Linked DNA regions of Homo sapiens: region 2 is linked to region 1. Evidence: read pairs that join two places in POLR2A ChIA-PET (ENCODE). Cell type or tissue: PC-9. All regions are shown on one strand. Each heading gives the region's core, and the rest is flanking DNA. Links, peaks and the distances in the headings are about the cores only. Region 1 overlaps PNPLA8 (patatin like domain 8, phospholipase A2). Region 2 overlaps NRCAM (neuronal cell adhesion molecule).

Evidence for each region. ChIA-PET counts read pairs that join two places held together with the same protein. Peaks named below come from ENCODE experiments on the same cell type or tissue, not always from the same donor. Only the 100,000 strongest peaks of a DNase experiment are listed, where the experiment ranks them.
Region 2: POLR2A ChIA-PET joins it to region 1 with 18 read pairs; 3 of 35 experiments call an interaction of 5 or more read pairs at or near these places.

The regions. Positions count from the first base shown.
Region 1 is chr7:108,459,087-108,474,298 of GRCh38, reverse strand. It overlaps PNPLA8 (patatin like domain 8, phospholipase A2), which reads left to right. Exons shown (of 11, transcript NM_001256007.3): 11 at 1,624-3,882. The coding sequence ends at 1,898. Among named protein-coding and RNA genes, the nearest start is that of NRCAM, 10 kb to the right of the region's middle. In PC-9, for the core only: no CTCF peak of the experiment used is centred there; no DNase peak of the experiment used is centred there.
Region 2 is chr7:108,349,804-108,365,281 of GRCh38, reverse strand. The region is part of intron 2 of NRCAM (neuronal cell adhesion molecule); the gene reads left to right. Among named protein-coding and RNA genes, the nearest start is that of NRCAM, 99 kb to the left of the region's middle. In PC-9, for the core only: no CTCF peak of the experiment used is centred there; a DNase peak (open chromatin) is centred at 6,511; H3K27ac peaks cover 545 bases.

The DNA.
Region 1 (15,212 bases), core at 1-8,000:
TAAGAGCTGAAACTATAAAACATATAGAAGAATATGCTGGAGAAAATCTTAATGACCTTGGGTAAAGATTTTTTTAGATAGGACATAGAAAATATGAATCAGAAAGGAAAGAAAGAGATAAATTAGACTTCAAATTACAAATTCTGCTCTTTAAAAGGTACTTTTTATAAAATGAAAAGGCAAGTCATACACTAAAATATTGATAAAACATGCATCTGACCCATCATGAGGTATAATATATAATCAAGTTCAAAATATATAGAGAATTCTCATATAACATATGTATGTATATATATATAAAATAATAGGCTGGGTATGGTGGTTCACACCTGTAATCCCAGCACTTTGGGTGGATCGGTTGAGCCCAGAAGTTTGAGACCAGCCTGGTCAATATAGTGAGATCCCATCTCTACAGAAAAATAAAAAACTATCTGGGCATGGTGGCACACACCTGTAGTCCCAGCTACTTGGGAGGCTGAGGCAGGAGGATCACTTGAGCCCAGGAGTTCGAGGTTGCGGTGAGCCATGATTGCACCACTGTCATATATATAGGACACAGCAATTCAGTGAAAAAACTGGGCAAAAGATTTAAACAGACACTTCATTAAAGAAGATATACAAATGACTAATAAGTACATGAAAACCTTCTCAACATAATTAGTCATTAGGGAAATAAAAATTAAACCACAAGATACCACTACCTCTATAATGCAAAACTTAAGACTTGACATACTAACTTTGGGCAAAGATGTAGAGCAGTGAGAACTCTAATATATTAGTGGTTGGAATACAAAAATGGAAGACAGTGTGGCAGGTTTTTTTTAAAATAAGCATACCCTTTACCATATGAACCAGCAATTTTATTCCTAGGTTTTTGCCCAAGGGAAATGCAATCATATGCACATGAAGACTTATGTGTAAATGTTTATAATCGGGTTATTTCTAGTAGCTAAAAACTGAAGAGAGCCAGACCAGAACTGCAGAGAACAAATTGTGTTGTATCTATACAATGGAACACCATTTAGCAATGAAAAGAAAGGAACTATTGATATATGCTACAACATGGATGAATCTCAAAAGTATTTTGTCCATAAAAGAAGGTAGATACTTTTGATTCTGTTTGTATGAAATTCTAGGAAAGGGAAAGTGGGCACCAACTATAAAGAGGCTTAAAGGAACTTTTTACAGTGATGGAAATGGCTATGTCATGATTATTGTTGTGCTTACACAAGTGTATACATTTGTCAAAACTTGTCAAACTATACAGTTAAAATTGGTGAGTTGCACTGGATGTAAATGATATGTCAATGAAGTTGATCCCAAAAAAAAGGAAAGTTGGAAAGGGCATTTCAGCAGTGGTGAACAGTATGACCAAAAGCACAGAGAGAATAGAAGAAGTATACTAATTTCACAGAATAATGTATTTTGGAAGATGAATTTTATCTTATAGTTTTACCCATTATTATGGATTACTTCTACTGTCAGTTTGAATAATGAAATTAGTGAATCTTTGTAATGTGCCTAAAAAGAAGTTAATTTTAAATAAAGACAAATTAACAGTTCATTGCTCACTTTATCCCCTCTTTTCTTATCCCCTTATCCTTTTCTTTTTTGCTTTAACAGAAGTCCATATAATGCTTGATGGCCTGTTACCTCCTGACACCTATTTTAGATTCAATCCTGTAATGTGTGAAAACATACCTCTAGATGAAAGTCGAAATGAAAAGCTGGATCAGCTGCAGTTGGAAGGGTTGAAATACATAGAAAGAAATGAACAAAAAATGAAAAAAGTTGCAAAAATATTAAGTCAAGAAAAAACAACTCTGCAGAAAATTAATGATTGGATAAAATTAAAAACTGATATGTATGAAGGACTTCCATTCTTTTCAAAATTGTGATGAGTATATGCTTATGTTCTCATAAATGAAGGTCTGTTTAGAAGATCAACCACATTCAATAAGGAATTGTGGGGTTCGACATGAGTTAACTTTGAAATACGTATGAATTCTGGAGAATCCTGAAAAAGACGGTGCTTCAACCAGCTTGCATAGCACAGAGAATATTCTTGGTTACAGAATTCATATGGGAACTAGGCTTTTAAGATGTTAATAATTAGCTAAGCTTTAGTAACCCTTACTGTGCTAGTAGATTTTAGTAGATATTGGTGTTATATTGTTTGATGTTTGAAAATATATTAATATATGTGCCGAACAAGAAACCGAAAGCTATATTGTACTGTGTATTTTTACTTTAGTCCTCATAATCATGTTGAATTTATGTGATCATTGATTTTATTTCATATGGAAAAGCTAATTTCTTCTTAAATTTACATTACCTAATATTCTCACTAGCTATGTTCTCCAATCCACACTGCCTTTTATTGTAATATCATCTAAATAGATGCAGAAAAATGGAATTTTCTCTATTAAAGTATTTTACATTTGACATAAAAAAGAACCAGATACAGTTTTCTATTCAGATATGTTTATTTTAACATTGTTTGGTTAAAAAAGGTGAAGTTCCAGTCAACCACTTTTTACCCCTGAAATTTCAAGATAATGCTATATTAACTTTTCCAGATCTAACACTAGCTTATTCTTCCCTGTTATAAAATGGTTTGAACTTACTGAGGAGATATTCCTATCATTAACAAAAATAAACTATTTAAATAATCTGTTGTTAAAAGGCTAATGTCATTTTAAAATTAATTTTTGTTCATAATGTAGCTCCCCTTTAGCCTTTGAATACACCTGGCAGCAGTATGCTTAAAAATAAGAAGTTAGTTGCCTGGCGCAGTAGCTCACACCTGTAATCCCAGCACTTTGGGAGGCCGAGGCAGGCAGATCACCTGACGTCAGGAGTCCAAGACCAGCCTGGCCAACACGGTGAAACCTCGTCTCTAATAAAAATACAAACATTAGCCCGGCATGGTGGTGCACACCTATAGTCCCAGCTACTCGGGAGGCTAAGGCAGGAGAATGGCTTGAACCTGAGAGACGGAGGTTGCAGTGAGCCAAATAGCGCCAGTGCACTCCAGCCTAGGCGACACAGCGAGACTCCATCTCAAAAAAAAAAAAAAAAAAAAGAAGAAGTTAGGCTTGTTTTACCTTATTAACTCCTTTGAACTGTCTGGATTTCATGGAAGTTGGTAAGATGCACTTACATGGAACATTGTTCATGCCAAACAAACTCATCTTTATTGTATCTATTTGTCACATAAATCCTTACATGGAATGTTTTGATTTCTTAAGAAAAATGAAACAAAGGTTAGCGCCCCTTGTTTTAGACATACAAACTAAAGCTAGACCCTGTTGCCCAGATAGTCATATTGCTTCTTTGCAATATCAATTCACAGAGGCTGTGAGATGTGGTTCAAAGAGTGGAGTCGAGAGTCTGGATGCTAATCCTGCCTTTGCTGCAAGAACCCTTCTGTTTGTTACCTTGAGGAAGGCAAATGTCTGTAGGCTTTGCATATCTCATTTGTAAAATGAGGAAAGGTAGCTGTAAAATTTTCTAACATCCGAATTATATAAACTTTAGACATAGTATAAAATAGGAAACTACCAATGATTTCTAAAGATAATATAGTTCTTTCAGACCACAAATAATACATAATAACATGCAACTAAGAACAACTTGTAAATGCAAGAAAAAAACAAATAATTGGAAATCAGAATATTTCTGGGAATTCTTCGTAATAAAGCAAATTTCAAGCACAATAAAGTAATATTTATGCATATTTACATATTTGCACCTCATCATAAGGTCACTCTAGTCCTAAACTGATGTAGTTCATCTGTTTTACAGCTGAAGTTAAGTATGTCCCTTATTTGTGCTTGGCTTATTTCTTTCTTAAATAATACATTACACAAGTGAACTCTGGCCATGGCTTCTTTCTTTCTTTCTTTTTTTTTTTTTTTTTTTTTTGAAGTTTCCCATATATACAACTCAGTTCTTTTTTTACTGACACCTAATATAAACCACGTAGCATGGCACCTACCATCCCTATTTCTTTAGCTCTTTTCACTCTCAAACAAAAGGCAAACCCAGTTGTGTGGTGCACCAGTTTTCAGCCATTCTTGTCCTCATTTGTACTTGAAACTGGTTATCTGAAGAACTGTAATTCACCTGAGATAACCCTCATTTTATAACAAGGCCAGTGCTTGCTTTATCCAAAGGAACCCAAAAAGTAAATTCTGCAAATAATACAAGATGGCAATAGAAACAGATGTGAAAATGAATTTTCAGTCTTATACAGGTAAAATATTTGCCCTTTTCAAAAAGGCAAAGAGGAGGAATGGTCTATTTTATAAATGTAATAAATTCCTCAACTCTTATTTTTTAAATATAGAATAAAAATTGTTTTAATGCTCAGGTTTTCCTGAGTGTCTCAGAAGTCTTATTTCAATAGTAAATGGTGTACTGGTAATATTTCAGTTCCATTCTTGTTGCAGATACTATTCTTTATTAAAATAGTACTTCATGGCCAGGGACAGTGGCTCACACCTGTAATCCCAGCACTTTTGGAGGCCCAGGCAGGTGGATCACTTGAGGTCAGGAGTTCAAGACCAGCCTGACCAACATGGTGAAACCTCATCTCTACTAAAAATACAAAAATTAGGCCGGGCACGGTGGCTCACGCCTGTAATCCCAGCATCTTGGGAGACCGAGGCGGGTGGATCACCTGAGATCAGGAGTTTGAGACCAGCCTGACCAACATGGTGAAACTCCATCTCTACTAAAAATACAAAAAAAATTAGCTAGGTGTGGTGGTGGGTGCCTATAATCCCAGCTACTCAGGATGCTGATGCAGGAGAATCGCTTGGAACCTGGGAGGCAGAGACTGCAGTGAGCTGAGATCATGCTATTGCACTGCAGCCTGGGCAAAAAGAGCAAAACTCCGTCTCAAAAAAAAAAAAAAAAAAAATTAGTTGGGCACGCTCCTGTAATCCCAGCTACTCGGGAAGCTGAGGCAGGAGAATTGCTTGAACCGGAGAGGCGGAGGTTGCAGTGATCCAAAATAGCACCACGCACCACTGCACTCCAGCCTGGGCGACAGAGTGGGACATAGTCTCAAAAAAAAAAAAAAAAAAAAAAGTACTTCAGATAGAGTTGTCCCTAGAGGCATTTGAGCTAGATGGGATTTCCCCTAGAGGGTAGAGAGAGCCCAGCCTGGGTTATAACTACACTGTGCACTACTTCTTCCTAAACCACATTTTTTTTTTTCTTGAGAAGGAGTTTTGCTCTTCTCGCCCAGGCTGGAGTGCAATGGCACGATCTCGGCTCACTGAAACCTCCACCTCCCGAATTCAAGCGATACTCCTGCCTCAGCCTTCCAAGTAGCTAGGATTCCGAGTACTTTGCACCACTATGCCCGGCTAATTTTTTTGTATTTTTAATAGAAACGGGGTTTCTCCATGTTGGTCAGGCTGGTCTCGAACTCCCGACCTCAGGTGATCCGCCTGCCTCAGCCTCCCAAAGTGCTGGGATTACAGGCGTGAGCCACTGCGCCCGGCCTGAAAGGAATCTTTTGAGGGGAAAGGGAGTCACAAAAGTATGCAGTCTGAGGGCATAAAGGGGAATCTCACAACTTTGTTTTGGTGGTAGGAGGGAGGGGCTCCCTCTGAGCTTTTTCCCCCCAGCAACTAGTAACAGCTGAGCTGCTGATTAGTGGGGTAGCTAGGACCTCTGAAGTTTGAAGCTCAGAATTGTACCTAACCCGCTATGCCCTAGAAATGGTCCTAGTCACACTTTTGAATATTTCACAAGTGTCTGTGCCAGTATTGTGACTAGAACATAGCTAACACTTGAGTGCTTGCTGAGTACCAGGAACTGAGCTCAGCAGGTTACGTTAAATTGTCACAATAAGCCTACAAGGTGAATAGCAGTATTATCCCTTTGTTAGAAAAAGTGGCCCAAGATAATTACAGCTAGAGAGCGATAGAGCTAGGACCAGTCCATTGTCTTAGCCACAACTCTTCCTGTCTCTCTTTCCCGGAATGTCTTTCCTGGAATGTTGTGAAGTGACTTCAAATCTAGTTTACTAAACTGAATCTGTGAAATCTGGGGTTTAATCAGTGGAGAAATGTACTTGTCTCAGTAAATGTCCTCTCAGTCTTCATAACTTCAGAGGGTTTTTTTTTTTTTTTTTGGAAAAACAATTATTACAACATCAAATTATGTGAATACTTCTCTTTATCTCTTCATTTATTAACACAGTGGTCTTGGAAGGTTTGCAAATCTGGGAGTGGGGAGAAGCGAGATTGTCTGGGGGAATCGCCAGCATTAAGTACTCCAGGAGACAGATAATAAATGTTACGGGATGCAATGGGCATTGGACAGCCCCTCATGAATAATTCTTCCACCCAAAATACCAACATTTCTCCCTTTTAGAAACTCTGAGCTACTCATCCACAAAATGCAAGTAATGAATTTCTTCCACAACAAATTAAAGGTATACTTTGCCCAGTCAGGGTGCATAAACCATTTGTAAAATTCCATTCCAGTTCAATCCCAACTGGAATTATTTTTGCATTCATTGGTCCTCCTCCTTTTTTTTTTTTTTTTGCCAAGTTTAAATACAATCAAACTGTTCACTTAATCTCACTTTTTTGGAGCAAATCTATGGCAATTACTCTTCCATGACTAGGAAATAGGAAGGAGGGGATCACATTAAAAAAACAGTTTGTTCTGTTCCTGGCAGGAGCTATGTACCATCCAAAAAAGATTCATAGAGTACAGATGTCCCTAGGCTAAACCGTTGGCTGTGTTGGTCCAAGGTTTGATAAATGTCTCTCTCAGAAGTCACACTGATTGCTTTGTTTATTGTAACCTTTATTCAGCTTGATGCGAGTGGATTGAAATTCATTACACTTCACAGATATGCATTATTAGCTTGGATAATTAATTATTTTGATAAAAATAAAGTATTGACTGTAACGTTGACTTATCTTCGTGATAAAAATCTTTAACATTCTTATAGATTCATTCCTTGCCCCTGAACAATATAAATTTTGAGATGGTATTTTAAGGACTTCAGTCTGATTGAATAGGAACAGGTTATATGGTCCAAAATGGTTGAATGTTCCAGTAATAGCTGTAGCTAACATTTATTGCCATTTAATCTTCACAACAACCTTACAAGGCAGGTATCATCATTATTCCTATTTTATATAGTAACACTGAGATGATAGCGAGAAAAGTCATATTTCTTGACTGCTTTCTCAATATCAATGGGAAATTATAAACCACATCATTAACATGTCTATATAGCAATCTTTACAAAATTATCTAGAATTACAAACACTTTAATATCCTTTCAGATATTGTCATCTAATCTACATCACATTTAAATAATTGATGTGTACTACTTAGGCAATTTTCAAAGATCAAACCAAGATAAATGTACCCATCTAATAGAATATAAAATAGTTAACAAGTGCTACTTGGTAGTGCTCTTTTTTTGTAACTTTTAGGTGTGGGGGTGCATTTGAAGGCTTTGTTACATAGCTAACTCATGTCACATGGTTTTCTTGTACAGATTATTTCATCACCCAGGTATTAAGGCCAGTACCCAATAATTTATCTTTTCTCTTCCTCTCCCTCCTCCCACCCTTCCCCATCAGGTAGACTCTAAGTGTCTGTTGTTTCCTTCTTTGTGTTCATAAGTTCTCATCATTTAGCTCCCACTTATAAGTGATAGCATGGTATTTGGTTTTCTGTTCCTGCATTAGTTTGGTAAGGATAATAGCCTCCAGCTCCATCCATGTTCCCTCAAAAGACATGATCTCGTTCTTTTTTAGGCTGCATAGTATTCCATAGTGTATATGTACCACATTTTTCTTTATCCAATCTGTCATTGGTAGGCATTTAAGTTGATTCCGTGTCTTTGCTACTGTGAATAGGGTAGCACTCTTTCTTATGGCATACACTACCACTGACTATGTTTGTAAAAGATAAAGTGGTTAACAGCAATCCAAAATTCTGTCCAATTATCTGAGAAGAAAAGAAGGTTATATCATCTTATAGTGCATAGTATGCCCAACATACCTTGGTCTAGAAAAGTATTTAATGTAGTATTTTAATTAAATTGGCTATCAAAGTAATTTTAAAAAGAACGTGAATGCAATTAAAAATAGCCCATACCTTGGCCAAGCGACAAAATGCTAAAAAGGAAAAAAAGAAGCCACTAAACGTTTTGTGGCAAGATATGTGTCATCTATATGAATACACATTCACCTGTAGTAATCTTGAAAAAGCAAGTGTCTTTCATTCTGTTTTGTACATTTGGACCACATTTTTGAAAGTGTACTAGGAGAACAGTCATTGTGCTTTTGTATTTACGGTAACATATGAACACTCTAGGGAATTCTTAATCAAAATTTTTCAAATTGAAAAAGGTAAACAAAGCCAGTGTAATTTCTACCGCACTCTGTCTTTCAGATTTGGTCTTAAGAACACAGATTTTTGAAAATAATGCCAGTAGAATTAAGAGTTATTTAAAACTACAATTTTTTTTCTATTTTTTAATCATTGAAACCACAGTTTTATAAATCACAGGTGCTGTTATTTTGCTAGTTTTGAATGAACATGTTTGGTATCAGGAGGCAATTAATCCATACACATCTAAACATGCCCTTATACTTCCATTTCCTGTGTTGAATTATGTGAAAAAAAAATGCCCAAAGCTGACACTGAAAAATGGTAGAAGTGGTGAAACTTTAGACTATGTTAGTATATAATGCAAATATCTGATTTTCATATGCATATGGAGTATTACAAGAATATACATACTTCAAAGGTTTTGATGAAGTTTAGATAGTATAGAATTTTGTAATATAGGTTTTTACCATTCTAATTTTTTGAGCATGGGAAAGTAGCTGTGTCCTAATCTGGTATGTGTCTGCAATAGTGTCCAGGAAGAACTGCTACATCTGGTTGGTTCATCACAAGCATAATCAAGCTCAAGTGAGAATAAGAGCTCAACTCCAACCCTCTTTTGAGTAATTTTCACAACCAAAGAGTTACTTAAAAAAAAAAAAGTATCTTGTATGCACCAGAATGTTAAGCCTTGCAATCATTTGAAAACACCTGCAAAAGTCACAATTTCAATATTAAAACATGTACCTGAAACTATTGTATTTGCTTTTTTCTGAAGTTTGAGAGCAAAAGGAGGAAAAGTCCTCATTGGGCAGTAAATAATTGAAATTGCATAGTTTTCTTTGTTTTTATCTAATTATATTATGCATTCCCAACTCAACTTGCCATATGCTGCTTAGAAATACCTCACAGCTTGTAGCGTGCTGCTATTATAGATACATTATAAGTCCTTAATATTTTTCTTAAGTTAGGCTTAACTGAGTCATCTGCCTTACGCAATTATAGGGAGATGGGAGAAATGAAAATGCTTTAAAATGTACTTTTTGAAAGAATTTCTTTTTAAGATATCAAATGGGGCTTCTCCCTTGTGCTGGTAAGTAGAATCACAACTGGGACCATTCTCCTCAGTGTGAGTTGGGAGACTTTCTAAACAATAGAAATTGCACATTTCCTTTCACCTAATGCTAAGGTAAACTTCGTTCATACCGTTTGCATGTCTTGTATCTTGACAGGGACTCAGTATGGGCCTTCCAGGCACAGAATAAAAGGATTCTTTTGTCCGAAAGTGAGCTTTGAGAAATCTTTTTGACCAATATCTGCTAATTCTATAGCAGATGGGTTTGTTGTACAGATTATTTCATCACCCAGGTATTAAGCCCAGTACCCAGTAACTATCTTTTCTGCTCCTCTCCCTCCTCCCACCCTCCCCCATCAAGTAGACCCCAGTGTCTGTTGTTTCTGTCTTTGTGTTCATAAGTTCTCATCATTTAGCTCCCACTTATACGTGATAACATGTGGTATTTGGTTTTCTGTTCCTGCATTAGTTTGCTAAGGATAATAGCCTCCAGCTCCATCCACGTTCCCGCAAAAGACATGATCTCATTCTTTTTTATGGCTGCATAGGATTCCTTCTAATCTGGAATCTTCATTTTGTCAGATGGAATCTTTTCATTGGGCTATAACAAACTTACTCTCACCATAACTACATTCACTTATGAGGGCAGAGCCCTCATGACCTAGATACCCCTTATTAGCACCCCTCTCCCATTGCATTGGGAATTATTTCTAATACGTGAAGTTTGGGGGACCATTCAAACCATGACACAAATGGAACAAAATGGGTTTTATTGTTGTCCAGTTTTGCATTTAGTTTCTCTAAAGTCCCTCATCAGAGCCCATGGGAGGTAACAAGTTTTGAGTTAAATATTTAAAAGGTATATTTTCTGTCTTACCTTGACAAACATATAATCTTAAAGACCTGGAAGTCCAGGTTTGAATTTAGAATTCTTAGACTCTTTAGAATTCTGTGGTAGAATGTGGTGACATGGAAACACCCAGCCCGTGGCCCACCCGACTTAGTCCTGAGCCTTCAAAGGCTTCAAGTAACCTTGGGTGAACTTTCCAACCCACAAGCAAGTTATATCAACATCCTGCAAACCACCCCCACACCTTTGCATCAGCTGTCTCTGAGGCTTTCTGTTGTGTATACCAGCAGAGCAGCCCACTGTCTGTTATGTGGGGAAGGGGCTTTTGCAAGTCCCAACAGAATTCTTGGATCCTAGGTACCCAGATATGTTCTAGAAGGAGGAGATGGTAGCATAACCTCTAGGAGAGTCAGAACAGGGCTTTCTTAAAGCACAGGGTCCAGGGTAGAGCAGGACTTTCTAAAATACTGAATTTGCTTGTATCTTGTGAATTTTTGACATTTAAAAATATTTTAATACCTTGCATCTATTAGGATGGCTACTCTCCAAAAACAAAACAAAATATTAAGTGTTGGCAAGGATGTGGAGAATTTGGAACCCTTGTGCAGAGTTGGTGTGCAATGTAAAATGGTGCAGCCACTATGGAAAACAATAGTTTTCTTAAAAAAATGAGAATAACCATATGATCTAGCAATCTCACCTTGAATATATATCCCCAAAAATTGAAAGCAGGATCTCAGAAAGATATTCATAACCCCATGTTCATAGCAGCATTATTCATGAGAGCCAAAAGGTGAAAGCAATTAAGTGTCCATCAACAGATGAATGGATAAACAAAGTGTGATAGATATGTACAATAGTATATTATTAAATAGAAAGGAAATTCTGACACATGCAACAACATGGATGAACCTTGAGGACATCATGCTAAGCGAAATAAACTAGTCACAAAAAGACAAATACAGTATGATTCCACTTATATGAGGGACTTAGAGTAGTCAAATCCATGGAGAAAGAAAGTAGATTGGTAGTTACTAGAGCCTGAAGGAAAAGGGGAATGTGGAGTTTGTTGTTTAGTGGGTATAGAGTTTCAATTTCACAAGATAAAAAGAATCCTAGAGATAAAAGGTAGTGATGGTTGCATAACAATGTGAATATACTCAACACTACTAAACTGTACACTTACAAATGGTTAAGATGGAAGTTTTTTTTTTGTTTTTTTTTTTTTGAGACAGAGTCTCAGTCTATTGCCCGGGCTGGAGTGCAGTGGCGCGAGCTGGGCTCACTGCAACCTCTGCCTCCTGGGTTCAAGCGATTCTCCTGCCTCAGCCTCCTGAGTAGCTGGGATTACAGGCACACACCACCACACCTGGCTAATTTTTGTATTTTTAGTAGAGATGGGGTTTCACCATGTTGGTCAGGCTGGTCTCAAACACCTGACTTCGTGATCCACCCGCCTCAGCCTCCCAAAGTGCTGGTATTACAGGCGTGAGCCACCAGGCCCGGCCAAGATGGAAGATTTTTTGTTATGTGTATTTTACCACAATTTCAAAAATATATTGAAAAACTTAAAGTAAAATTTAAATTGATGCTTAAAACATAAACAGTAGAATGTCAGTGTGCACTAATCTAAGATCGCTTTTCTGTTTTAAAATGCAACAAAACAGCCAAATAAGAAAGCTTTTGAGTAAATCATTCATTTATACTCGAGTATTATTTCTGAAGCCGCTTCCTTTCTTCCCTCCACAGTGAATTCGTCTTCATTGTACCTGTTGTCTGTTTCCCCCTTAAGCCAGACATGAAGGGCACATATCAGCGTGTTTCTCAGCATCTGTTTTCCAGAGCTGCAATTCCCTGTCCTTGATGACCTCATCTGCAATGGCTGATTGCACACTGACCTTGGCTAGTCTTAAATCTATGCAGCAGAACCTTTGTACATTCTTGTAGACAGAAACTGTAGGAACAGATGGAGAAATTGGCTACAGGAACATGGTTATTATCGCTGAAAATGTTCCTCCTCTTTCCAACTTGGTTCCCCAAGCATGGGGGTGGGTTGAGCCAAGCAGAAGGTCTTAGTGACTCATAAGTGGAGGAGAAATCCACATATAGCAGCCACTAAGGTCACATTTTCCTCCAATTGCTTGAGCATTACATATTTTCAATAGGTGTAGGGATGCTGTGTTGCTAAGCATCAGGCAAGGAATGGGTTTCAAATTTCTGGGTTCTGACACGTGCCCAAATGGCACCAGAGTGGCAAATAGAATTCTGTGGCGGTGTGGCAGATGGTGAGGAGAAGCATGGGAGAGCAATTGGTGTTTTGCATCTGTGGAAACTTTCCATTGCTTACTGATCAGGTGACATATGAAACTGCACATCCTATTATTTATATATTACAAATACATAGGCACATATCCTAATCCATAGTGAGTAATAAATCACCCACTGTGAGTCTGCAAGAGGTATGGGCCAGCGAGAACTTTTCCAAGAGGAAAAAGGACCAGCTCTTGGTAGAGTACAGTGAAGGGTGAACCCAGGCCTGGCTCTAGGAGCTCAGTGTGACCCTGGGGTATGGAGCTAAGAGCTGCTGAGGTTAACTTTGGTCAAGTCATACCGATGTCTCGTCTGTCCTACAGTTGCTACTTTATCCAGCACCATATCTGCTTTCGAGTTCATTCACATAGCTGTGGCAAGATTCAGATGCTTTTGGGCTGATGGACTGAGAACCTCAGTTCCTCACAGGCTGTTGGCCACAGGATCTCCTCAGTTCCTTGTCATGAGAACCTCTCCTCTCCATATGGCAGCTTACAACAGGGCAGCAGGCAAGCAAGCAAAAGAGCAAGACAGCAAGACAGAAACCAGAGTGATTTGTAATCCAATAGAAGAAGTGACATCCCACTACATTTGCCATATTCTGATAGTTAGAATGGAGTCAGTAGGTCTGGTCTCAAGGGGAGGAGATTTCACATAAGGAAGAATACCAGGAGGAGAATGTCACTGGGAACCAGTTTAGAAAGCCTCCCATTATAACAACTATGCTTTTGGACAATATTGGGTTATAATACCCTTTCAAACAGAAAGGCTTTAAAAATTACTACATTTGCAGCTACTCGGGAAGCTGAGACAGGAGGATCACTTAAACCCAGAAGGCGGAGGTTGCAGTGAGCCGAGATCACGCCACTGCACTTAAGCCTGGGGGACAGAGTGGGACGCTGTCTCAAAAAACAAACAAACAAAAATACCTACATTTCTCACATGCCTGTCAGAAATCTAATGCACGTTGCCCAGCCTAACCTATTATATTAAGATAATGATGACACTGGTATAAGCCATTCTTCTAGCAAAAAACCTGTTATATTATGACAGGAACTTTTTTTTTCTTTTCTTTCTTTTTTTTTTTTTTTAGTGCTTCAGTCATTCTTACCAGAATTCAGCCAGGTTTTATCTGTGTTTTACTAGAGGAGCCGAAAAAAATGCTCTTGGTTACCACCAGAATCAAAAAAAATGACACAGCTGAAAAAGAATTTCTGTGCTCACTTAGTCCAATTCTTTCATTTTATAGCAAGGCAACAGGCTCATTACTAGCATTGCTGGGTCCATGTTAGGTTTTGCTGAATTTAACATTAGATTTGAGGACAGGACCAATGGTACTGCCTCCCCTGGGAGGCCTGCAGCATGGATGTGGATTAAGAAAATTGAGATGGAAAATAAGGCAAGGCGTTAAAAAAAAAAAAAGTGGAAGAGGAAAAGAGGGGAGGGAGAACTCTGAGAAAAAGAGACAGGACTGCAGAAGTAGAGGAAAAGAGAAAGGCTAAAACATATTCACTGCAGGTACCACTGGGGGGCTCCATGACTTTCTGATGTAGCTGTTTTAACACAGTGACATTCTGATGTGTCTATGAAAACAATGAAACTTTTGGTGTGTTGTCATTGATAGACAGCATGGCACAATGACTGGTTAAGACTTAACTTTGGAGTTATAATGCGGGGCTTGAATCCCATCTCTGCAGATAAACTGTGTGACCTCTGCAAGTTACTTAACTTTTTTTTGCCTTATTTTCTAAAAGGGGAATGATAATAGTGCCTACTGAATGGAATTTTTGTCAGAATAAATGAGTTAATAAATGAAAATAATAATAATGATTCTATTATTATCACATGATGAGGACACAGACCTTATTCCCAGTCCTCAGCTGGGTTTGAAGATGGAGTGAGGCTTGGTAATAGGGAGAGGATAAGGCTTAGGGATGGGAAAGGGATAGCAGCAGTTAGGGTAAGGAGGCAAGTTGTGGGTATCACCAGCAAAGTGCAGCCAAATCAGACTGCCTCATGCATCACCAAGCAGATCAAACAGACTGCATTAGAAAGTCTATTTGCCCACACCGCCATCTTTCTAATTGTAGAACATTTTTCTATCCCCACCTCCCATACTCCCTTCATTTCAGCTCCTCTTGAAGCCTCAGTTTGTTCTTCCTGTTGCTCATTCCCTCAGGAGATGAATCCCCAGCAATGTAGAGCTGCAGTGCAGTTGAAGTAATAAGCTGGAAATCAGAACTATATAATAATTTTATATTATTACAATTATTATGTAGTATCAAAATTACTTTCTGTTTTTTGAGACGGAGTCTCACTCTGCCGCCCAGGCTGAAGTGTAGTGGTGTGATCTCGGTTCACTGCAACCTCTGCCTCCTGGGTTCAAGTGATTCTCCTGCCTCAGCCTCCCCAGTAGCTGGGATTACAGGCACACACCACCACGTGTGGCTAACTCTTGTATTTTTAGTAGAGACAGGGTTTCACCATGTTGGCCAGGCTGGTCTCGAACTCTGACCTCAGGTGATCCACCCACCTCAGCCTCCCAAAGTGCTGAGATTACAGGCATGAGCCACCGTACCCAGCCCCAAATTACTTAAT
Region 2 (15,478 bases), core at 3,214-11,213, 110 kb after region 1:
CTAGCTTTGGAATAAGTCAGCTTGGGTTTAAGCCTGTTTCACTTTCCTAGTCTTTAAACTGTAGGTAATAACACCTACCTCTTGGCACGACTATAAGGATTAAATAAAATAATGTATATTAAATGCTAAAAATATATATATGTTAAATGCTAAATTATCAGGTCAGTGTATGTAAGTCTCTTCAAAGATTATACTCCCCAGCACCATGAGCTTGTAGGTATGTAATTACTGCTTTTAGCTCAGGGTAATGTAGGGGCTGGCTGTCTTTGGCACTATATTATTTTTTAATAACAGCTATATTGAGATATATTTCACATATGATACATTTCACCTTTGAAAGTGCACAATTGAGTTGTGCAACCATCATCATTATCTGACTTCAAAACTCTTTCGTCATCTCCAAAAGAAGCTATGTTCCCATACACAGTCACTCCCCATTCTCCCCTTCCCCACCCCTCTGCAACCACTAAGCTACCTTATGTTTCTGTGGATTTGCCTAGTTTGGACATTTCATATGAGTGGAATGGCTTTTTTAACTGTCTTTTTTTTTTTTGACTTAGCGTAATGTTTTTAAGGTTCATCCATGTTGTAAAGTGGCAGCCATATGGCCAGATAACATGTCATTGTATGGATATATGCCACATTTTGTTTATTCATTAATCAGTAGATGGATATTTGAGTTGATTTCACATTTTGTCTATGATAAATAATACTACTATGAACATGAATGGACAGGTTTTTGTGTGGATATATGCTTTCAGTTCTCCCGGGTCTATACATAGGAGTGGAATCTCTGGGTCATATAGTAACTCTATATTTAATATTTTGAGGAGCTGCCAAACTGTTTTTCAAAGTGCCTATACCATTTTACAGTCCCATTAGCAATGTATGAGGGTTTCATTTTCTCCACATTCTCACCAACACTTGCTATTGTCAGCTTTTCTATTATAGCTATCTTAATGGATGTGAAGTGATATCTCACTGTGATTTTCATTTGCATTTTCTTAATGACTAATGATGTTGAGCATGTCTTCATGTTCTTGTTTCCGTTTGTGTATCTTCTTTGAAGAAACGTCTGTTCAAATCCTTTGCCCATCTTTTAAATTTTATTTCTTAGAACATTTATAGATTTATAGAAAAATTACAAAGATAGTACAGAGACTTCCCGTAAATACCACACCCAGTTTCCCCTATTATTAACGTCTTGCATTTGGCTGGTATATTTGTTATAATTAATGAATCAATATGAATACATTATTATTAACTGTATACTTATTCATATTTCCTTAGATTTTTACTAATCTTGTTTTTTTCTTCTGTCCCAGGATCCTATCTAGGATACCATATTACATTTTATTTGTTATGTCTCCCTAGGATCCTCTTGGCTGTGACAGTTTCTCAGACTTTCCTTGTTTTTGATGACCTTGACAGTTTTGAGGTGAATTGATCAGATATTTTTTGTAAGATATCCCTCTATTGTGATTTGCCAGAGGTCTTTCTCATGATAAGACTAGGGCTAAGGCCACAGAGGTAGAGTGCTATTTTCATCACATCATATCATATCAAAAATATATACTATCAACATGACATCACTGTTGATGTTGGCCTTGATCACCTGGCTGAGGTAGTATTTATCAGGTTTCTGCACTGTAAAGAGACTACCCAATCCTTCCATACTGTACTCTTTGGAAGGAAGTCACTATGAGCAGTTCACACTTAAGAAGTAGAGGGTTGGGCTGGATGCAGTGGCTCACACCTATAATCCCATAACTTTGAGAGGCCAAGGCAGGCACATGGTTTGAGACCAGCCTGGGCAACATGGCGAAAAATTTGGCTGGGCATGGTGGCACACGCCTGTCGTCCCAGCTACTTGGGAGGCTGAGGTGGGAGGATCCGTTGAACCTGGGAGGTGGAGGTTGCAGGAAGCCAACGTCGTACTATGAGCGCACCACTGCACTCCAGCCTGAGCAACAGAGTGAGAACCTGTCTCAAAAAAAAAGGAAATAGTGGGTTATACTCTACCTCCTTGAGGGTGGAGTATCTGCATAAATTATTTGAAATTCTTTTTCACAGAACATATGTCTCTCTTCATTATTTAATCATTTGTTTATATCAGTTTGTACTCATGGATATTTATTTTATACTTGGGATTATAATCCAATTTGACTTTTTCTTATTTCTTAAATTATTCTAGTTAGGCCATTGGGAGCTCTTTCAATTGGCTCCCATGTCTCTGTGGCATTCTCTCATCCTGATGTTTTAGAGTTTTGTTTGTTTGTTTAGCAAGTTCTTAAGATGCTCCAGGCTCATCTTGCACATTTCCTGCCCCAATTCTAGAATGAGTCATTTTTCCAAGGAACCCTGGTTTATTTTATTGGTAAATGGTGTTAGAAACCAAGATTTGGTCACTAGGTGTGCTCACTGCTACTAGTTTTTTTTCAGCAAACAGAAGTAGGAAATACGGAAATGCATGATAACCTGTGTAGATACACATATCTATAAATATTCCTATATGTAACCATCTGTATATTTGGCTAAGGATGAGTTTGTATCAAAGTCTCCAACTTAAATCTATTACCACAAGGATTTTTCTAGCCTCTTCCCCTTTCTTGTCTGTAAACTCCCATTCCAGCAGTGAGAAATTTGGCTCCTACCATCCACCAACCATGTACTTAACTGTCCAATTTCAGTATATATGTATAGGAGTTTCTGAATTGTTAGTCCATATTTCTAAATAGGATACAGCTTTGCCAACAAACTGTATGTTAAGATTCATCCTTGTCTTTTGAAGGCTTGATAGCTCATTCATTTTTATCTCTGAATAATATCCTATTATGGATATACAGCAATTTGGTTACCCATTCACCCATTGTTATGGTCTGAATGTTTATGTTCCTCAAAATTCATATGTTGAAATCTGAACCCTCAGGGTGATGATATTAGGAAGTGGGGCCTTTGGGAGCTGATTAGGTCATGACACAGGGCCCTCACGATGGGATTAGTGCTCTTATAAAAGAGACCCCAGAAAGATCCCTCACTCCTTTCTCCACTTGGGATTACAGTGAAAGGACAGCCCTCATCAGACACCAGATCTGCCAGGCTTTGATCTGGGACTTTCCAGTCTACAGAACTGTGAGAAATATATTTCTGTTGTTTATCAGCCACCCAGCTTGTGGTATTTTGCTATAGCAGATTGGACGGACTAAGACATCTATTAAAAGACATCTGGGTTGCTTCCAGTTTGGGGCATTATGAGTAAAGCTGCTATAAACATTTGTATGCAGGTTTTTATGTTGACATACGTTTTCAACTCAATTGAATAAATACCTGGGAGAAAAACTGCCGAATTACATGATTCTGTTTGTCAGGACTCTACAGAGAAGTAAGGCCAATAGGAGGTATAAATATATACGTATATAATACATATACGTATATACACATATGTAATACATATACATATATAATGCAAATACTTATACATTTCCACATATACATATATACGTACATTTACATATATAATAAAGAGATTTGGCTGGCTCACTCAATTGTGGAGACTGGCTCCCAGGATCTGCAGGATGAATTGGAAAGCTGGAGACCCAGGAGAGCTAATGATTTAGTTCTAGTCTGAGTCTAAAGGGTGGGAACCAGGAGAGCTGATGGTGTAATTTTGGTCTGAAGGCTGGCAAACTAGAGACCCAGGAAGAGCCAATGTTTCAGTTCAAGTCCAAAGGCAGAAAAAGTCAATGTCCCAATTCAAAAACTGTCAGACAGGAAGAATTCTAACTTGGGGGAGGGTCAGCCTCTTTGTTCAATTCAGGCCTTCAGTTGATTGATGAAGCCTGCCACATTAGGGAGGGCGATCGGCTTTACTCAGACTACTGATTTAAATGTTAATTTAATCCCAAAATATCCAGAAAAATGTTTGGCAAAATATCTGGGCACTCCATGGCCCAATCAAGCTGACATATAAAATTAACCATCATATATGGTAAGACTATGTTTAACTTTGTAAGGAACTGCCAAACTGTGTCATCTTCACCAGCATTTGAAATTGTCAATGTTTTGAATTTTAGCCATTCTAATAGATGTATATTGCATTTTACTATTTTAATTTTCAATGGCTTAAAAACAAATGATATTGAGCACCTTTTCATATGCTTATTTTCCATATGTGTATATTATTTTGTGAGGTCTCTAGTCATATATTTTGCCCCATATACAAATATTTTCTCTCTTTCTGTGCACTGTCTTTTCACTTTCATGATGATGTCCTTTGAAGTGCCAAAGGTTTTACTTTTCAGGAAGCCCAATATGAGTGTTATTTTCTTTTGTCACTTGTACTTTTGATGTCATATATAAAAAATGGTTTTCTAATCCATATTTTCTTCTAATAGTTTTATGGTTTTAGCTTTTATATTTAGGTCTGTGATCTGGTTTGAGTTAGTTTTTGTATGTGGCTTGAGGTAGGGTTCTAACTTCATTCTTTTGCAATGCAGGTTTCCACTTATCCCAACACCATTTGTTGAAAAAACTATTCTTTCTTCATTGAATTGTCCTGACACCCTTATCAACAATCAGTTGACCATAAATGTAAGGGTTTGTTTAGAGACTCTCAATTTTGTTTCATGGATTTATATGTCTACTCACAGCAGTGTCCACTGTCCTGACTGCTGCAGCTTTGAAGTAAGTTTCAAAATTAGGAAGTATGAATTCTTCAACTTTGTTCTGCTTTTTCAAACTTGTTTTGGCTATTCTGGGTCTCTTTTGTTTCACGTGAATTTTAGCCTTAGAAATATTTTAATCTTTGAAATCTGTCTGCTATTTCTGTTTTTCTCTTATATCCCCCACCCTGCAACCCCGGGTCATGTTCATTTGTATTTATTCCTGCTCCTTCATTTGAATGTACCTGTGCCTCTTTTTCAGGGCTGTTAATTTTCAGCAGTTAATTAATCTTGCTGAAAGTATCAGCTGATTAAGCCTAGGCCTTGCAGAGATTTTAACTGGGGAGGGTAAGTTTATAGTGATCTTTTTTTTCCCTTCTCACTTCTCCTTCTCTGTTTAATTGACTAGATTTGTAGCCTTCTACCTACTCCACTATTGTCTGAATCCAATCTCTTTGTACATTTCTACAGATAACCACTTCCCTGAAATATGCTGCTGAAATTACATTTACATTTTCAAAGGCCTCCATACAATAGAGCAGATTAATCATCCAAAGTACAGTTATAATCATATTATTTTTCCTGCTTAAAACATCTGGAACATGGATGAATCTAAAAACCATGTTGAGCGAAAGCAGCTAGAAACAAGAGCACATGTTATATGATAGCATTGTTATGAAGTTCAAGAACAGACAAAACTCATCTATAGGAATGAAATTCAGAACCTCGGTTGCCACTGGAGAATGGGAGGGGAGCAGATTTGAATGAGGCAAGAAGGAATTTTCTAGAGTGATAGAAATGTTCTATATCTTGATTGGAGCTACATGGTAACAGACATTTGTCACAGCTCATCAAACTGGACACTGAAGATCTGTACATTTTTCTGTTTGGAATTATACCTCCATTTTTTTTAGGTCGAAAATAAAAAAATTTTGGTTGCTAACCATTGCCTTCAGCTCAAATTCCCTAACTTGTTCATTCAGGGGTCTTTGAAAATCTGAGACCTAGATACCTTTCCAAGTTTCTCTTGTTATTTCGCTTCTATGCCCTGTGTTCCAGAAAAATGAGATTTTCTTTCTCACACGTGTTCCATATTTTTCCACTTCTGTGTTTTCTTTCACTTTTCTTTAGTTAGGAATGTCTTCCCATCTCCCATTGCCAATCACCAAGTGTCAAAATGATCTTCCTTCAAGTATCATATCAGAGGTCACCCTCCTTCTCTCAAACACCTGTCCTGGTAGCTTTTGTGTTTCTTTTATGGGACTCTTGACTTTCTCCTAGTTTTATTGTAATTATCTATGTTGCTATGTTTATAGTGCTCACAATGTGCCAAGCACTGTTTATGAACATCTGATTCCCACTTCGGTTACATTAAAGGCAAGACTTACATCTGCTTCATTTCTGTCTCCCATAGGACCTAGATAAGCATTGATTAAATGGATGGATGGATGAATGGATGAATAGATTGATGGATTGGAAGGTGTGGGGCAATGGGGAGGGAATATTGGTAAAAGAAAGCCATTTCAAAAACTCTAAAATAGCCTACATCCTACTTGTAAGGCTAGGATAAAAGGTGTAATGAACTAGACAAAATATGGTAGGAGGTGAGTATAACTCTGGTGGTTGTCAGCCAGGTCCTGAGCTTATAGACATATCTATGCAAATCTGAAAAGCATGACAACCCCTAGAATGATTCTTAAACAATTTCATGCAATCTGTTAAGTCATTTCCCCTGCTACAGCCCTTTAACTGCTGGGAGTTTTGTGATGTCCTCATCTGGCAGTGCCTTTAGACTTTGGCCTCAGGCAGAATTCCTGACCAGACATCTGCCGCATTCACATACCCAGAGGCAGTACTCAGTTCGTTTTGCTAATAGGGTAAACAAACTCCCCTTGACAGGAGGGAGTGACTTACAGTGTTCAGGGCATACGCTGGGGCTGAAGCAGCAGAGCGCCAGCAGTTATGCAGTTATTGTACTTGAAAGCCTGGCTCAGGCTTCAGAGATGCAAGCTTTCAGGAGGAGCTCTGTGCATTACCAGTCATGGGAATCTGTGTGTGAATGCATTAGACATCACCTGACATTGGCGAAGCTTCTGTATGAAACCTACCAACCTATCACCAACATCTCCCTACCTCTCTTTAAAAAGAAAAAAAAAAATACGTAGGAATACTGGGACAGTGGCAGGAAGTTTTGGGGGTTTTTTGGTTTTTGTTTTGAGACAAGGTCTTGCTCTGCCACCCAGGCTAGAGTGCAGTGGTATAACCACGGCTCACTGCAGCCTCGACCTCCCTGGCTCAAGCAATCCTCCCACCTTAGCCTCCCGAGTAGCTGGGACTACAGGCATGCACTGTCAGGCCTTTTTTTTTTTTTTTTTTGTAGAGAGGGGGTTTCACCATGTTGCCCAGGCTGCTCTTGAACTCCTGGGCTCGAGTGATCCTCCTGCCTTGGCCTCTCACAGTACTGGAAATACAGGTGTGAGCCGCCAGCTAGCCAGCAAGAAGCTTTAAGCCCTTAAAAAGCAAGTGTAGCTAAAGACCATTTGAGGGGAAAGGGAACATTTGTGGTTTTTAGCTTTGGCTTATGAAGATTTCAATCACAAGATTCTTCCCTGAGATTTTACACATTGTCAGGACAAGCCAATCCGTAGGGATGAAAGGGCTTCCCCACCCTCCCTACCATATGTAGTCTATTTAAGGTGAAGCGGGAGGCCTTGATGGCCAAAGGAGTAATGTTTTTAGCTTTATTCTTTCCCTCTCCAAATAGACCACCTTAGCAGATGGAGGGGAAAACCCAACTAGAGAAACTGTTTTTGTTAGAAATACTTAAGCCTAATTTAATCACCAATGGAGGTGCATTTACTGAAGATAGGAGAGAGAAAACAATGAGCCTTTCCACTCTGCATCCCCATGACATGTCTAATATAAATAGAATCTCTAAGACCAGCAAAAAGATAGAAGAGTTTACATTCATTAAAATGTTGGCCCCACTTGGCCGGGCCCGGTGGCTCACACCTGTAATCCCAGCATTTTGGGAGGCTGAGGTGGGTGGATCACCTGAGGTTAGGAGTTCAAGACCAGCCTGGCCAGTGTGGTGAAACCTTGTCTCTACTAAAAATACAAAAATGAGCCAGTCGTGGTGGCAGGCACCTGTAATCCCAGCTACTCGGGAAGCTGAAGCAGAATTGCTTGAACCCGGGAGGTGGAGGTTCCAGTGAGATGAGATCGTGCCATTGCACCCCAGCCTGGGGGACAAGAGCGAGACTTTGTCTCAAAAAAAAAAAAAAAAGTTGGCCCCACCTAACAAAAGAGTACTTTTTAATCCTCTCATGTTGTGAAATGATTTAGGGATAATGAAAATCTGAACAGAACTTTAAAAAAAAGACAATAAAACCAAAGCCCATGAAGTACATACTTTATGCTTACAATGTTGTTTGCAAAGTAAAGCTCCCAATGGAGACTTTTGCCCTCTTCTTTTCCTGCATCATGTCTTAGTTCAGGCTACTATAATAGAATATCATAGACTGGAAGGCTGGGAAGTCCAAGATCTGGGTGCTGTCAGATTCTGTGTCTGGTGAGGGTCCCCTTCCTGGTTTGCAGATAGCGGTCTTCTAGTTGTATCCTTGCATGGCAGAGAATACAGAGAAAAGAAGTGTGGTCCATTGTCTTTTCTTACGAAGGCACTAATTCCATCATGAAGGCTCCACTCTCATGACCTAAATACTTCCCAAAGGGCCCATCTCTTTGGGCCCACCTCAACCATCACGTTAAGGGTTGGGATTTCAACATATGAATTTTGGGGGTAACACAAAATAATGATGCCTTCATTATAGCAGAGGGCTCTGTAGGAGCTCCAGGCTGTGCTAAAATTGTCTTCTGACTTGGGTACCGTCAACCTCTATGGAGTTCTAATTCATTGTGTATGCTTTTTATAAACTAATATAAGTCAAGCCACCTGGCTCCTCTTTGGTCTACATAGCTGTATTTCGGCAGGCTGTAATAATTATTTTCTTAAAAAACAGTCTTTTTCTCTCTCTCAAAAAAAGAACAATTTTTTTATAGCTCCTCGTTAAACAGATTTTTAGGTTAGGCCACAGCCATGAACATCCTGCTGTTGGGACATTTGTAAAAAAGGTATACAGTAGCCCCCTCTTCTCTGTGGGGAATACATTCCAAGACCTCTAGTGGATGCCTGAAACTGCAGATAGTACTGAACCCTATATACACTGTTTTACCCTATTCATAAATACCTATAGTAAGATTTAATTTATAAATTAGGAACAGTAAAAGATTAATAATAATAGAACAATTATAACAGCATACTGTAATAAAAATTATGTGAATGTGGTCTTTCTGTCTCTTAAAATATCTTATTGTGGCTGGGCACAGTGGCTTATGCCTGTAATCCCAGCACTTTGGGAGGCCAAGGCAGGCAGATCACGAGGTCAGGAGTTCGAGACCAGCCTGGCCACTATGGTGAAACCCTGTCTCTACTAAAACTACAAAAATTAGCCAGATGTGGTGGTACATGCCTGTAGTCCCAGCTACTCAGCAGGGTGAGGCAGAAGAATCGCTTGAACCTGGGAGGCAGAGGTTGCAATGAGCCGACATGGTGCCACTACACTCCATCCTCCAGCTTGGGCAACAGAGCGAGACTCCATCTCAAAAAAAAAAAAAAAATCTTACTGTACTGTATTACTGTATTCACCCTTCTTGTGATGATGTGAGTTGATAAAATACCTACGTGATGTGATGAAGCGAGGTGAGTAACGTAGGCATTGTGATGTAGCCACAGATTATCATTGCCCTTTTGGCCATACCTCAGAATGGTGATCATCTGCTTTGACTGATCTTGGATCATGGAGTCATGATGATGGTTGGATGTCAAGAATAGATCATATAAATGACTAACATGGTGGTAGAGCCTACAGCACAGTACAGTGGACAAAGGGAAGACTCATTTGCCAGGTGAGATGGTGCAGGTCAGCACAGAGTTTCATCATGTTGCTCAGAATGACATGCCATTTAAAACCTATGGATTATTTCTGGAACTTTCCATTTAATAATTTCAGACCATAGTTGATGACATGGATAAGCTGGGGGTACTATTGTATACATCATTTTTTCTCTTTGTACTTGGGCTTCTAGCTGATATCTTTATAAATCATACAGCATCTTTCATCCCCTTGTACTTTGTATATTACTCAGGTGATCTGTAAATGTGTTATTATTATTTTAAAAATGTAATTCATAATTACATAGACAAGAAATAAAAGTTCTTCACTTCTGTTGCCCACGTCTTCTTTAAACTTATGCTCCTCACCAGGGATAACAAGTATTCTCAATTTCACATCTGTTCTTTCAGACCTTTTCTTAATCTTTCCATCATATTTGCACATTTAGAGATCCATGGTCCCTTTGCTCTTTAATATGTGTTTTAGAATCAATTTATCCAATTTCATGGAAAAATTACATGGGACTTTGGAATTGAATGAATTTATAGATTAATTTGGAGATAACTGATATCTTTATGATAATAAGGCTTCAATTCTTATCAAGGAGCAGAGCTCTCTAAAACCCTTCAATAAAAGTTTATAATTTTCTACACAATAGGTTTGCGCATCTTTCATTATATTTATTCCTGGATAGTTTGTATGTTGTATTATTTTAGTTTACATTTATAACAGTTTGTTAGTGATATACAGAAGTGAAATTGCTTTTTTTTTTTTGAGACAGAGTTTCGCTCTTGTTGCCCAGGCTGGAGTGCAGTGGCATGATCTCAGCTCACTGCAACCTCTGCCTCCTGGGTTCAAGCGATTCTCCTGCCTCTGCCTCCCGAGTAGCTGGGATTATAGGCACCCACCACCACGCCCAGCTAATTGTGTACTTTTAATAAAGACGGGGTTTCTCCATGTTGGTCAGGCTGGTCTGGAACTCCTGACCTCAGGTGATCCACCCACCTTGGCCTCCCAAAGTGCTGGGATTACAGGCATGAGCCACCACGCCCAGCCTGAAATTGCTTTTTAAATGTTGTTCTTATCCAGCATAATTGCTAAATCTCTATGAATTCTATCTATATGTCTATAGATGCTCTTGAGTTTTCTTTGCAGCTAATCATAATGTCTGAATATTTATGGTTTTGACTGCCTCTTAATTTCATTATTTCTACCTTTAATTCCTTTTATCTTACCTGCCTTTAGTTGAGTAGAAGTAGTGATAATGGGCATCCTTTTCCTGTTCTTGATTTTAACATGTCACTCTAAACTGGGATGTTTACTGTAAGTTTTTGATAAATGTCTTTTATTAGGCTAAGATAATGAGTAGTCACTTCGAATGAGTATTTAATGAAGGAGCATGTAGTTGTTCCCCTTTAATTCTTTTGTATGGTGAATTGCTTTAGTATATTTTGTAATGTTAAACCATTTATATATTTCTTGGAAATCCTATTTATATTTATACATTTTTGCATTGTTGGATATTTCCTTGTTGGATAATTCATATATAGTGGAATTGGGAGCTAGACTTAAGGGCTAAGGTAACTGGTGGCTGGATGATTCTGTGATTTATTTTCAAGGATTCTCTGATTTATATAAGAAATTGGGAAGGACATGTATGTGATAACTAGAGAGAGAAAACTAAAACTTTAAAACATTAAACGACCAATCCAACATCACACTTGGACTCATGTGGAGTGGTTGTACTTACCACTTACTAGTGTATGAACCCAATGTTCCTCTGTGCAATGGAGATTATAATGGTCCTGGTCTCATGAAGTTGCTAGAGATCAAAAGCAACATTGCTTGTAAAGTGCTTTGCACAATGCCTAGCACATGGTGGAAAACTCATTCATGTATTCATTTATTCTTTCAACAAATAATTGTACACCTGCCATGTGTTCTAAGAGCTGGGGACATAGCATAAAATAAGAAGAGGTCTTTCTTTTCATGAAGACTTTATTCTAGTAGCAAGGAACAGACAATAAATCATACAGAAGAAAATGGAAGGCCAGGTGCAGTGGTTCATGCCTGTAATCCCTGCACTTCAGAAGGTTGAAGCGGGAAGATTGCTTGAGCCCAGGAGTTCAAGACCAGCCTAGGCAACATAATGAGAGCCCGTCTCTCTAAAAAAAATTTAAAATTATCTGGGTGTGGTGGCACATGCCTGTAGCTCTAACTACTCCAGGAGTCTAAGGTGGGAGGATCACAATCACACCACTGCATTCCAGCCTGGGTGACAGAGTGAGACCCTGTCTCAAAATAAAAATAAAAATAATTAAAAAAGGAAAGAAGAAGAAAGAAGGAAGAAAGAAGAAAGAAGAAGAAAAATACATCAGTGACAGGATTTAGGATTCTAAAATGGAAGTGGCATAACCTGGTTTATATTTTAAAGACATCATTCTGGTGCTCAGTGTAGAAAAGGATACAGAAGGCCAACACAGCACTGGAAGCAGCTAGGAGGTTGTTATGATGTTCAAGACAAGAAACAAGAAGAATTATCTCTGAGAAGTATGATCAGGGTTGGCCATGGGAAGAGAGGTATTTCTGTAATGTTTGGATTTTTTTTTTTTTTTTACAATGAGCACATGTCACTCGTATAATTTAAAAAAATACATGTGTGGGAAAAAAATAGTGGCTTGGTGTAAAGTGGCATGCAGGCTTAGAGAGAAATGAATAGGTTTGGAATATATTTTGAGGCATAATCAATGAGATTTACTGATGAATTAGAGGTATTGGTGAGTGTTAGGGTTTTTTTAAACTTATATTTTATAGCTATTTGTGGCTACTGTAGATAAATGGTTTGGGGAAAAGAGAACAATTCAGGACTCTTAGCTTTATGGTTCAAACAACTGGGTCATGCTATTGACTGAAATGAGGATGTTTAAGGAAGGAACAGATTTTTTTCCCCCAAGTGGGAATGAAAGTTGATTTTCAGGAAAAATTAACCACCATTATTCTGTTGATATTTGTCAAGTAAAACATTGTCGTAACAATTTTACAAAATAAGTAAAAAACATTTCTGTATGTGGTTATTTTTTATAGCAATTCCCAAGAATGTTATTTGAAAAAATCTTTTTCCTCCATAGAATTGTAAATCAATTTACAAAAACACAGGCAGAGCAACCTTTCCAGCATCCAGGCAGACCTGATACTCCGTATTTACTTTCTTTAGTAGTTCTGATATTGGCCAACCAAATCTCACTTTTGAAGGAAAATGTTCTTTGACTTAAACACAGAACACTGTTCAGTAGCTCTTTGATTAGATTATGCATAAAAATTATGTGTATGCCACTCACTGGAGATTAAGTAATTAAGATGCTCTTAATATTGCTGGGGAAACATTACAACCCTCATTATTTTAATGGACTGGTGGACTCCAGGGACTTGCCAATAGGATGCAATATCTTGCATTCCAAGTTAGCAAAATACACAATTTTGACTGGCAACCTAAATTTGTAAGCTTTTGATGAGCTGTGTAGAAATAAGTCATCTCAGGTCAATTCTTAGAGGAAGGAATATTCTTAAAATAATAATAATACTTTGTATAATGGTGGCTTTGTTGTTAGTGCTACTCAGGCATTAAGGACTCTGCAGTCAGGGAGTGAGTGGTCTTTTCATCTCTGCTTTGAGAGGGGTCCCCAAGGCCCTAAGGCACTCTCAGGGCAACAGCACAGATGTCTCTGCATTCTGTGAGATTGTCTTTTAGTAGCCTTGCTATGGATGACTAATGGGTCTGTACAAACAACATAATTGCACTGTAGTGTTTGCACTGGAAATGCAAAAAGACAAATATTTTCTTTTGTTAAATGTGTATTTCATCATGTTTCAAAAATATCCTTAGCCAGCTTACTTAAAAAAAAAAAGTGGTCAATATGACCTGCTCTACAATCATGAGTTACAATTCTTGTTTCATCTTAATAAATCTCTAGTTAATTATTTAAGGCTGTCATCTTAGCAGTAAGTCCAGTATCTCCCTCCATGGGTTCAGCCCTCCTTCTCCTGAGTTGTCAAAAAGACAGTGAAATAAATATGACATTTTAGGTTCTCCAATCCCAAAGCCTATCCCAAATCTTATACTCAGTGGAGAGAGCCCTGATCCAATCAGTCCAATAGTGCTGTTGCTTCTTGCATCTACCAGTGTTGCCTCCTGGCCCTCCAGAGTTTGGTGATGAAGCTAGTCTGTTCTGTAAGGGACCTCCATGACCCATGTCTCTGGGGAGTAAGTTGTGGCTGTTGAAGAGAGGTGATACTATCACCTTTTCTTAGACCATTTTGTGTTGCTATAATAGAATACCTGAGACTGGGTAATTTATAAAGAACAAAGACTTACAGGTTTGGAGCCTAGGAAGTCCAAGGTCAAGGGGCCTGCATCTGGTAAAGGCCTTCTTTCTGTGTTATCCCCTGGCAGAAGGCAGAAGGGCAAGAGAGAGGAGGGGGGCCAAACTCATCCCTTTATCAGAATCCCACTCCCAAGATAATATCACTAATCTAGTCACATAATTAGCTCTTTAAGGTCCCACTTGTCAGCAGTGTTGCATTGGGGATTAGGTTCCAACACATGAACTTTGGGGAACATATTCAAATCGTAGCACCCCTCAATTCCACATTCAATCAAATATTTTTATAAAGCAACTATTCTGTGCTAGGCTCTGTTCAGCATATGAGGGACATTCCCAAGAATTAAGAATGAAACAGACAAACTTGTGTATATAACATATATACTATTGGGGATCCCAATCAACAAGTACCCAAATTTATGTAAGATCATGAAAAGAAAGATGCTGCCAACTAAATTATGACAAGCTGTCTACTGGAAATTGATTCTGATTTCAAATATGTTAAATCATTTAAAAAGATAGAAGGAAAGAAAGAAGAAGAAAAAAAAGAAAAACAATAAGTTAAGGTGGATTATCCCCAAAACAAACTCTGAGATGAGCATTTGAGTGCAAGTAATTTTTTTTGGAGGCACCAACAGGGGAGTGGGTATGTGAGACAAAAAATAAAGAAAGACAGTCAGGGCAAAATAATGAAAGGTAACCACTGTGGGCAACTGGTAACCAATCCTACTGCAAGCTTCGGGAGGTGGTTTAGAATGTGTCTCAATATTGTCCCACCCAAGTGGTTAAGGCAGCTGGGATATTTATATACAAACTGCCATTGGTCATTGACTGAGACATCAACTCAGCCAATGTGTCAGCTCCTAGTTCTTCAGGCCTATCCTCGCACCTAGGCTGAGCACTCCAGGAAAACCTGATGAGTAAAGAGTCACAGATACTTACAGAGAAGGAAGCCATCACTGTTCCCAGAAGGATGAGTCCCAAGGGGATCCCAGAGGAACACTGATAATGTCTATCACCATGAGCATCTTAGGATGGTTGAACAGTGAGTTTAGATGATAAATAAACACCAGAGTAAGGTTATGGAGGTGAAAGCAGGAACGCCATTTCAGAGAGTATAGAGGGAACATTTGAGAAAGTGACATTTGAGCAGAAACCTGAATGTTGAGGATTGAAGCATAGGTATATCTGAGGGAAGGCTCTCCAGTGGAAGGAATAGCTGGTGTAAAGGCCCTGAGACAGGAGAGAATTTGATAGATTCAGGGAACTAAAGGAGCCATTTTGGGTGAAGCGTGATCACCGATGTGAGGAAAGGTAGGGAATGCCTTTGATCACATAGAAAAGAACCCAGTCATGTAGAACTTAGCCATGACAAGGAATTCAGATTTTATTTTGGATATTATGTGATGCTATTAGAGGGTTTTGAACAGTATGTATAATCTGTTTCTGTTTTAAATGATCGCTATGACCTCGGTGTAGGGATAAG